2 separate regions of the Homo sapiens genome follow, and region 1 is linked to region 2. A link is a contact called in ENCODE Hi-C or POLR2A ChIA-PET data. All regions are on one chromosome and are shown on one strand. The core of a region is the stretch at or near the end of the contact, and the rest is flanking DNA. Distances in the headings are between cores, read along the strand shown. Region 1 overlaps AP5Z1 (adaptor related protein complex 5 subunit zeta 1). Region 2 has its middle 69 kb from the start of FOXK1.

Evidence for each region. A loop is a pair of places that touch in the nucleus more often than their neighbours do. ChIA-PET counts read pairs that join two places held with the same protein, here RNA polymerase II (POLR2A). Pooled maps may share reads with other maps.
Region 1: a map with no recorded cell type shows a loop between it and region 2 (13-fold over the local background). The contact joins two enhancer-like sites. A Hi-C loop is called at or near these places in 2 of 37 single-sample maps with no recorded cell type and 7 of 50 pooled maps. POLR2A ChIA-PET finds 5 or more read pairs at or near these places in 1 of 52 experiments (WTC11).

The regions. Positions count from the first base shown.
Region 1 is chr7:4,791,343-4,795,559 of GRCh38, reverse strand. AP5Z1 (adaptor related protein complex 5 subunit zeta 1) reads right to left here. Exons shown (of 17, transcript NM_014855.3): 17 at 1,163-4,217. The coding sequence ends at 4,175. Among named protein-coding and RNA genes, the nearest start is that of MIR4656, 4.8 kb to the right of the region's middle. RefSeq lists enhancers at 1,958-2,632, 2,737-2,816 and a silencer at 3,207-3,326. Within about 2 kb of position 2,864, at least 10 of the 41 ENCODE cell types and tissues checked have a DNase peak (open chromatin) inside an H3K27ac peak, as active enhancers do.
Region 2 is chr7:4,611,120-4,615,268 of GRCh38, reverse strand. No RefSeq gene overlaps it. Among named protein-coding and RNA genes, the nearest start is that of FOXK1, 69 kb to the left of the region's middle. Within about 2 kb of position 2,777, at least 15 of the 41 ENCODE cell types and tissues checked have a DNase peak (open chromatin) inside an H3K27ac peak, as active enhancers do.

The DNA of each region.
Region 1 (4,217 bases), core at 1,615-4,114, 180 kb before region 2:
GAACCTGGGAGGCGGAGGTTGCAGTGAGCTGAGATTGTGCCATTGTATTCCATCCAGCCTGGGTAACAGAGCAAGACTCTGTCTCAAAAAAAAAAAAAATAAATAAATAATAAAATTAGCTGGGGGTGGTGGCACACACCTGTAATCCCAGCTACTCAGGAGGCTGAGGCCGGAGAATTGCTTGAAACCAGGAGGTGGAGGTTGCAGTGAGCCGAGATTGCATCATTGCACTCCAGCCTGGGCAACAGGGCAAGACTCTGTCTCAAAAAAAAAAAAAAAAATGGCCACTCCAAAGGCAGAGCAGCAGCATGAGCGCTAGTGAGTATATTTAGAGTTATTTCTTGATTACATGCTAAACAAGGGGCGGATTATTCATGAGTTTTCTAGGAAAGGGATGAAGATTTCCTGGAACTGAGGGTCCTTCCCCTTTTTAGACTACATAGGTAACTTCCTGACGTTACCGTGGCATTTGGAAACTGTCACTGCGCTGGTGGGAGTGTCTTTTAGAATGCTAATGAATTATAATTAGCAACTAACGAGCAGCAAGGATGACTAGAGATCACTGTCGTTGCTGTCTTGGTTTTGGCCAGCTTCTCTACAGCATCCTATTTTATCAGGAGTGTCTTTGGGACCCGCATCTTGAACCTGTACCTTGTGCTGACCTCCTGTCTCATCCCGTGACTAAGAATGCCTGTCCTCCTGGGAATGCAGCCCCGCAGGTCTCAGCCTCGTTTTTACCCAGCCCCTATTTAAGACGCGGTTGCTGTGGCTCCCACGCCTCTGACCTGAGTCATGCAGTATGTGGCCTTGGGTCTGGATTCTTTTGTGTCCGGAATTGGTGGGTTCTTGGTCTCACTGACCTCAAGAATGAAGTCGCGGACCCTCGCGGTGAGTGTTACAGTTCTTAAAGGCTGCGTGTCCGCAGTTTGTTCTTTATGATGTTCGGATGTGTTCGGAGTTTCTTCCTTTTGGTGGGTTCGTGGTCTCGCTGGCTCAGGAGTGAAGCTGCAGACCTTCGCGGTGAGTGTTACAGCTCTTAAGGCGGCGCGTCTGGAGTTGTTCGTTCCTCCCAGTGGGTTCGTGGTCTTGCTGGCTTTAGGAGTGAAGCTGCAGATCTTTGCGATGAGTGTTATAGCTCATAAAGGCAGTGTGGACCCAAAGAGTGAGCAGCAGCAAGATTTATTGCAAAGAGCGAACAAACAAAGCATCCCGGTGTGGAAGGGGACCCGAGTGGGTTGTCACTGCTGGCTCGGGCAGCCTGCTTTTATTCTCATCTGGCCCCACCCACATCCTGCTGACTGGTAGAGCCGAGTGGTCTGTTTTGACAGGGTGCTGATTGGTGCGTTTACAATCCCTGAGCTAGACACAAAGGTTCTCCATGTCCCCACCAGATTAACTAGATACAGAGTGTTGACAAAAAGGTTTTCCAAGTCCCCACCAGAGTAGCTAGATACAGAGTGTCTATTGGTGCATTCACAAACCCTGAGCTAGACACAAGGTGCTGATTGGTGTGTTTACAAACCTTGAGCTAGATACAGAGTGCCAATTGGTTTATTTACAATCCCTTAGCTAGACATAAAGGTTCTCCAAGTCCCCACCAGACTCAGGAGCCCAGCTGGCTTTCACCCAGTGGATCCTGCACAGGGGCTGCAGGTAGAGCTGCCTGCCAGTCCCGTGCCCTGCTCCAAAGGCACTCCTCAGCCCTTGGGTGGTCGATGGGACTGGGTGCCCTGAGCAGGTGGCAACACTCGTTGGGGAGGCTCGGACTGCGCAGGAACCCACGGAGGGGAGGGGGGAGGCTCAGGCATGGCGGGCTGCAGGTCCCCAGCCCTGCCCCGCAGGAAGGCAGCTAAGGCCCAGTGAGAAATCGAGCACAGCAGCTGCTGGTCCAGGTGCTAAGCCCCTCACTGCCCAGGCTGGCGGGGCTAGCCGGCGGCTCCGAGTGCGGGGCCCACAGAGCCCACGCCCACCCGGAACTCGCGCTGGCCCGCAAGCACCGCGTGCAGCCCTGGTTCCCACCGCGCCTCTCCCTCCACACCTCCCCGCAAGCTGAGGGAGCCGGCTCCGGCCTTGGCCAGCCCTGAAAGGGGCTCCCACAGTGCAGTGGCGGGCTGAAGGGCTCCTCAAGTGCTGCCAAAGTGGGAGCCCAGGCAGAGGAGGCGCCAAGAGCGAGCGAGGGCTGTGAGGACTGCCAGCAGGCTGTCACTTCTCACTTTCACTTAGCATATAATGTTTCTAAGGTTTATCATCTTTTCTGTAAATCTGAAAAACTATTCTAAAATTTCAGTTTATTTAAAAAAAAAGTTGAGAGCTGGTGAGCTTTGCCCTTTTCCCAGCTGCCTCCTGGAGGCCACCTGAAGGTTGCTCCTCCCTGGGCTGGGGTCATGCCCTCCGAGGCCCTGTGGCCATGAGCTCCTCCTTGTCCCTTGGATGAGCGGGACGGCCCTTCAAGTCACACTCCCAGTCCTAAGCCGGGCGCTGCTGCACAGGCTGCGGACTTAGCACCAGCTGGCCTGGGCGGTGGCCCCACGAGTGCCTGGGAGCTGGGAGCCAGGACACCCCCGACGCCTTCAGGTCAGGGAAGCCCCGCCCCAGGGCAGGAGGGGAGCTGCGGACTCAGTGGGAGACTCATTCCGAGCCTAGGGGCAGCCCCACGCTCTCTGAGCTTCGGGATGAGCCCAGCAGCGCCCCCACACCCACTGCTGCAGGCGGGGTCGTGCACCGCACTGGGAAGTGATCCCGAGACCCGCGCACTGGCACGCACGCCTTGGTATGCACAGTTGTACACGTGCGCTGCTGTTTCCACGTGGAAACACAAACACAGTGCTGCCGACGGAAGCGCCTGCCAGCGCCAGCCTTTCCTGCGGCCCCGGCTCAGCGGCCCTGGGCTGTCATCGCAGGCCGCGGGGGACACCAGCCGTCCTGGAGCTCGGAACGCGACCCAAGGCCCAGGCTGTGGGGCAGGCGAGCGCTTCCTGGGCTGGAACCTGGCGGTGAGGACCCCGCGGTTCGGCTCGGGCATCTGGGGAGCTCCTGAGCCCGCACGGTGTCCCCTGCTCCGTTCCTTGCGCGTCACTCGCCCCCTCCATAGTCCTGAGGCTGGGCAAGGGGCAGGACCCTGCAGTCGCCTTCAGCCTGTGGTTTCTTAGTCGCAGAGCTATGGGGGATTGGGGGCGGGGCCGAGGCCGGAGGGGAGGTGGGCGGGGCCAGAGCAAAAGAGGAGACCGGGGGCGGAGCCAGAGTGGGGAGGGGGAAGAGTTTGAGCCTGGGGGCGGGGCGTGAGGCTCTCGGGGCGGCGGCGCCCCCTGGCGGCTGAGCCCGTCCCAGGCACCGGGCGGAACGTGCGACACAGCTGTGCCTTGGTAGTCCGGAGGGTGGGACCACAGGGCCCAGGAAGGTGGCGGGGCTGGGGCCGCACGCCCAGACACCTCCCCTTCGCGCGAATCCAGTGTTCTGAGCTCCACTCAGGTGGCTCCCTGGGGCCTTCCCTCCGAATGGCCAGAGGCCGCAGCCTGCATAGGCCATGGCGCTTGCAACCCTCCCCCGGTCCCCTTCATCTTCAGGCTATTCAAGGGCATCAAAAGGGGCATTGACAAGCGCACCACCCAGAGCGGTGACCACACCCGGGAACTCGCGCCGCTGCCTTCCGGGCTGTGCACAAATGACCTGGTTTCTGTAGCAGCAGTGGCACGCCGGGCTGAGCCTCCAGGACTGGCAGCAGCTGCCAGGGGTTCCCATCCCTGGTCCTCTCCCCAGGGTGCAGGGCAGGTAACGGAACTGATCGCGCACTCTTCATACAGACGCTTATTAAAGGAGATTTACTTTTACTGCAGCTCTTCTTGCCCATCAACTGTCCAAAAACAAAAGACTAGGAAACAGACCCAGCAGCCTCCACCCGACCCAGCCACAGGGCCTCAAGCCTCCAATCAGAGCCGCTCCATGGCACCCCTCAGCTCAGCTCAGTGTTGCCTGGGAGCAAAAGGCTCGGAGACAAAGCCCAGAGGGTGAGCAGGGGGGCCAGCCCCGCGTGTCTGTGAGGGTGCCAAGCCCACCGTGGGCCTTGCCTCCTCTCCCAGGACTCCCGCGCCCTCCTGAGCTCCTATCAGCCTGGCCTCAGTAGCAAGCTGGCTGCCCAGGCTCTTAATCTGCACCGAAGTCCCTGGCCACTGTCCCTTCACCCTGGCATGAGGCCGGCCTCCCTCTCCACCAGCCGGCTG
Region 2 (4,149 bases), core at 1,528-4,027:
CTTAAACTTCTGACCTCAAATGATCCACCCACCTAGGCCTCCCAAAGTGCTGGGATTACAGTTGTGAGCCACCATACCTGGCCTAATATTATTGGACAATTCTCACTCTAGTCCTGAGAGGTTGGCGTTCTTGTGTCCATTGCACAGATGGGACATTTGGAGGGCAGAGAGGGCCAGTGGCCTATCCCAGGGCGCGTGGTTAGTGAGTGGCAGAGCTCCCAGGTCTTTGAGCTCCCAGACCTTCCCAGGTCTTTGAGCTCCCAGAGCTTCCACCTGCTCTACTGCATAGCAGACTTGATTCCAGGAGAAGAAAATCTATCTTCCGCTTCAAACTAAGGGAAGACCACTGGAACTTAGATTAGTTTATTTAAAATCAAGGTTCAGGCTGGCGCAGTGGCTCACGCCTGTAATTCCAACACTTTGGGAGGCCGAGGCGAGTGGATCACCTGAGGTCAGGAGTTCGAGACCATCCTGGCCAACACAGTGAAACGTAGTCTCTACTAAAATGCAAAAATTAGCCGGGTGTGGTGGCAGGCACCTGTAGTCCCAGCCACTCAGAAGCCCGAGGCAGGAGAATCACTTGAACCTGGGAGGTGGAGGTTATAGTGAGACAAGATCATGCCACTATACTCCAGCCTGGGTGACAGAGTGAGACTCTGTCTCAAAAATAAAAAATTAAAATAAAACAAAATCAAGGTTCAGAAACACATGGGTTAAGAAGGTTTTTCTGGTTGGGTGTAGTGGCTCATGTCTGTAATGCCAGAACTTCAGGAAGCCGAGGCGGGTGAATAACGTGAGTCCAGGAGTTTGAGACCCGCCTGGGCAACATGGTGAAACCTGGTCTCTACAAAAAAAAAAAAAAAAAAAAAAAAAAAAAAAAAATTAGCCAGGCGTGGTGGTGCATGCCTGTGGTCCCAGCTACTGGGGCTGGGGGGCTGAGGTGGGAGGATCACTTGAGCCCAGGAGGTCAAGGCTGCAGTGAGCTATGATTGCACCACTGCACTCCAGCCTGGGCCACAAAGCCAGACCCTGTCTCAAAAAAATAAAAAAGAAGGCTATTCTGGGAACAGGCTTGTCTGCTGGTGGGTGCCGTCCTGATGTTGGCCATCCTAGACAGTGCATCTCGAGTTCCAAGCTACGGATGTGGGCATGAGCCCTGGAGTGTGGCCTGTGTCTGTCTGTGAACTGAAATAAAACATTGCAACCCGAGTCATAGCCAATCCTGGAAATGATGATGACTGCTTGCAAACACGTTGCAAGCCTCTTGCTTGTGCTTGCAGAAACTTGATACACAGGCCTGTGTGCGGGAGGCGGGAGGCCCGGGCCATTTGGGTCTCCCGTTTCTGAATCTGAAAAATGCTAGAATCCATTTTCCCCTCGGTTTTAGGTCAGGTTCCCCAGAAGCAAACTCTGTGGTAAGGAATTGTGTGCAAGCCACGTAGGAATGCCGTGGTCCCGGGAGGTCTGGAAGGGAGTAGGAGGAGGGGACCCAGGAGCCAAGCCAGAGTAAGGTCCTTTGGCAAAATCCCCCTGGGGTGGCTTTGGCCCAATCCTGCAGGAAGGCACTGCAGCGTAAGTTATGCCCCAGGGTCTGTCCAGACTCAGGCAAAGGGAGCGGGGCTTTCACTTTCTGGAATCTGCTCGCCATTGGCTAAGAGCTGGCTGGGGGGACAGGAACCCCAGGCACCTCTCAATTTCTGCTTGCATAGGCAGAACAGCTCCACAGGGGCCGAGTGTGAGAGACAAAGCACCCGGGAGCAAGGGGAGGAGGAAAAGAGTCGTGAGATCTGCAGGGAGCTCAGATGGTCTCTGCACAGTCATTCTCACCGGCACTTGTGGACATCGAGTCTACGATAACTTCATAGTCTCTCCTGCCTGTGCTCAGGACTCCTCGATGTCTCCATTTCTGAACTGGTGGGGGGTTGGAGGGCTGCTCTTCCTGCTGGAATCATAAATCAACATTGTCAGGTGCCAACGTGATGATAAATTGTTGGATGATATGCTGATAACGCATAGCGTTTTCATTTCCTCGGAAAAACAAGGCCAAAGACACTTTCGAATTGCAAATGCCAGCCCCGTTACAGGGGCGGCTGCAAGGAAGGATTTCTGGTCAGCAGATATGGGAAGTCGGCCCGAGAACACAGGCAAAGGAAGTGGGTTTCCTCTGCAGGAATGCAAAGTCACCAACTCCAGGCAGTCCTGGAATGAACCTTACACCTAGAGGCGGCGATGCTTGAATGCGGTGGTTTTCTCTCCCTGCCCTCTTCCTTCTTTCTGTCTAACACACACATATGTAATTGTCTTTTGAGATGTGTATTGGAGTATAGCATGTAGACAGAAAAACGTGCAAAGCAGGACTGTGAAAGGATGAAAGTGAACTCACCCACGTGCCTACCGCTCAGGTCAAGAAACAGAACCTCCCTAGCCCCTTAGAACAGCAGTCCCTAAGCTTTTTGGAACCAGGGACCAGTTTCGTGGAAGATAATTTCTCCGTGGGCCCGGGTCGGGGAGATGGTTTTGAGATGATTCAAGCAGATTACATTTATTGTGCATTATATTTCTATTATTATTACATTATAACATAGAATGAAATAATTCTACAACTTTCATAATGTAGAATCAGTGGGAACCCTGAGCCTGTTTTCCTGCAACTAGAGGGTCCTGTCTGGGGGCGATGAGAGACAGTGGCAGATCATCAGGCATTAGATTCTCATAAGGAGCAAACAACCTAGATCCCTCGCATGCGCGGTTCACAATAGGGTTTGCGCAGTTGATCTGACAGGAGACGGAGCTCAGGCGGTAATGCGAGCGATGGGGAGTGGCTGTAAATACAGATGAAACTTCACCTTCCTGCCCGCTGCTCACTTCCTGCTGAACCTCCCGGTTCCTAACAGGCCAAGAAGTGGTACTGGTACCAGGAGTTGCCTTAGCACGTTCCCTTGTGTCTATTTTTTTTTTTTTGAGATGGAGTCTCACTCTATTGCCCAGTCTGGAGTGCCGTGGTATGATCTTGGCTCACTGCAGCCTCCACTTCCTGGGTTCAAGCGATTCTCTTGCCTCAGCCTCCTGCGTAGCTGGGATTACAGGCGTGTGTTACGATGCCCGGCTAATTTTTTTTTTTTTTTAATTTTTAGTAGAGACGGGGTTTTGCCACGTTGGCCAGGCTGGTCTCGAACTCCTGACTTGCCTCAACCTCTCAAAGTGCTGGGATTACAGGTGTGAGCCCCTGTGCCTGGCCCCTTGTGTCTCTTTTCAGCCACTACCCATTTACCTCTAAGGGAAACTGCTATCGCAACATCAAACACCAGAGATTAGCTTTGCCTGCTGTTTACGCTTTATGGAAACAAAATCACATGGGATGTTCTCTTCACTGACTTAAGGTGACTTTTATGAGATTTGTCCTCATATATTACTATGCATAGTAGCAGTTGGTGCGTTTGCACAGCGGAATATATTTCCCATGTGAATATAGCACAAGTTACCCTTTCCGTTACTGATGGACAGTGGAGCTCATTGCAGTGTGGGCCATTGCAGACAGTGTGCCTATGAATGGTCTGGAACATGTTTTGGGTACACCCGGTATGGGTGCTGCTGGATATACACCGAGTGGAATTGCTGGGTCATGAATGTTTGTATGTTCAACTTGATTAAGGGCTGCCGAAAAGTTCCGAATGGAGGTGTACCTACTTAACCTCTACCAGCAATGTAGGGACCCCGGTTCCTCTCCAACCTCACCAATGCTTGCTATTTGGAACTTCCATTTTTATAACTCAAAAGAGTAGGATCATTAATTTCAATACTCCCCACCTTCAGGGCTGCTGCTACGTTTACAAATTTTTTATTTTTTTTGAGACAGGGTCTTGCTCTGTTGTCCAGGCTGTAGTGCAGTGGCGTGATCATAGCTTACTGCAGCCTCCACCTCCTAGACTCAAGTGATTCTCCTGCCTCAGCCTTTCAAGTAGCAGGGACCACAGGTATGCAATACCATGCCTGGCTAATTTTTAAAATTTTTTTAGAGACAGGGTCTTACTATGTTGCCCAGGCTGGTCTTGAACTCCTGAGCTGAAGTGATCTTCCTTCCTCGTACTCCCAAAGTGCTGGGATTACAGGTGTGAGCCACCACACCTGGCCTGCTGTTAATTCTTGTAA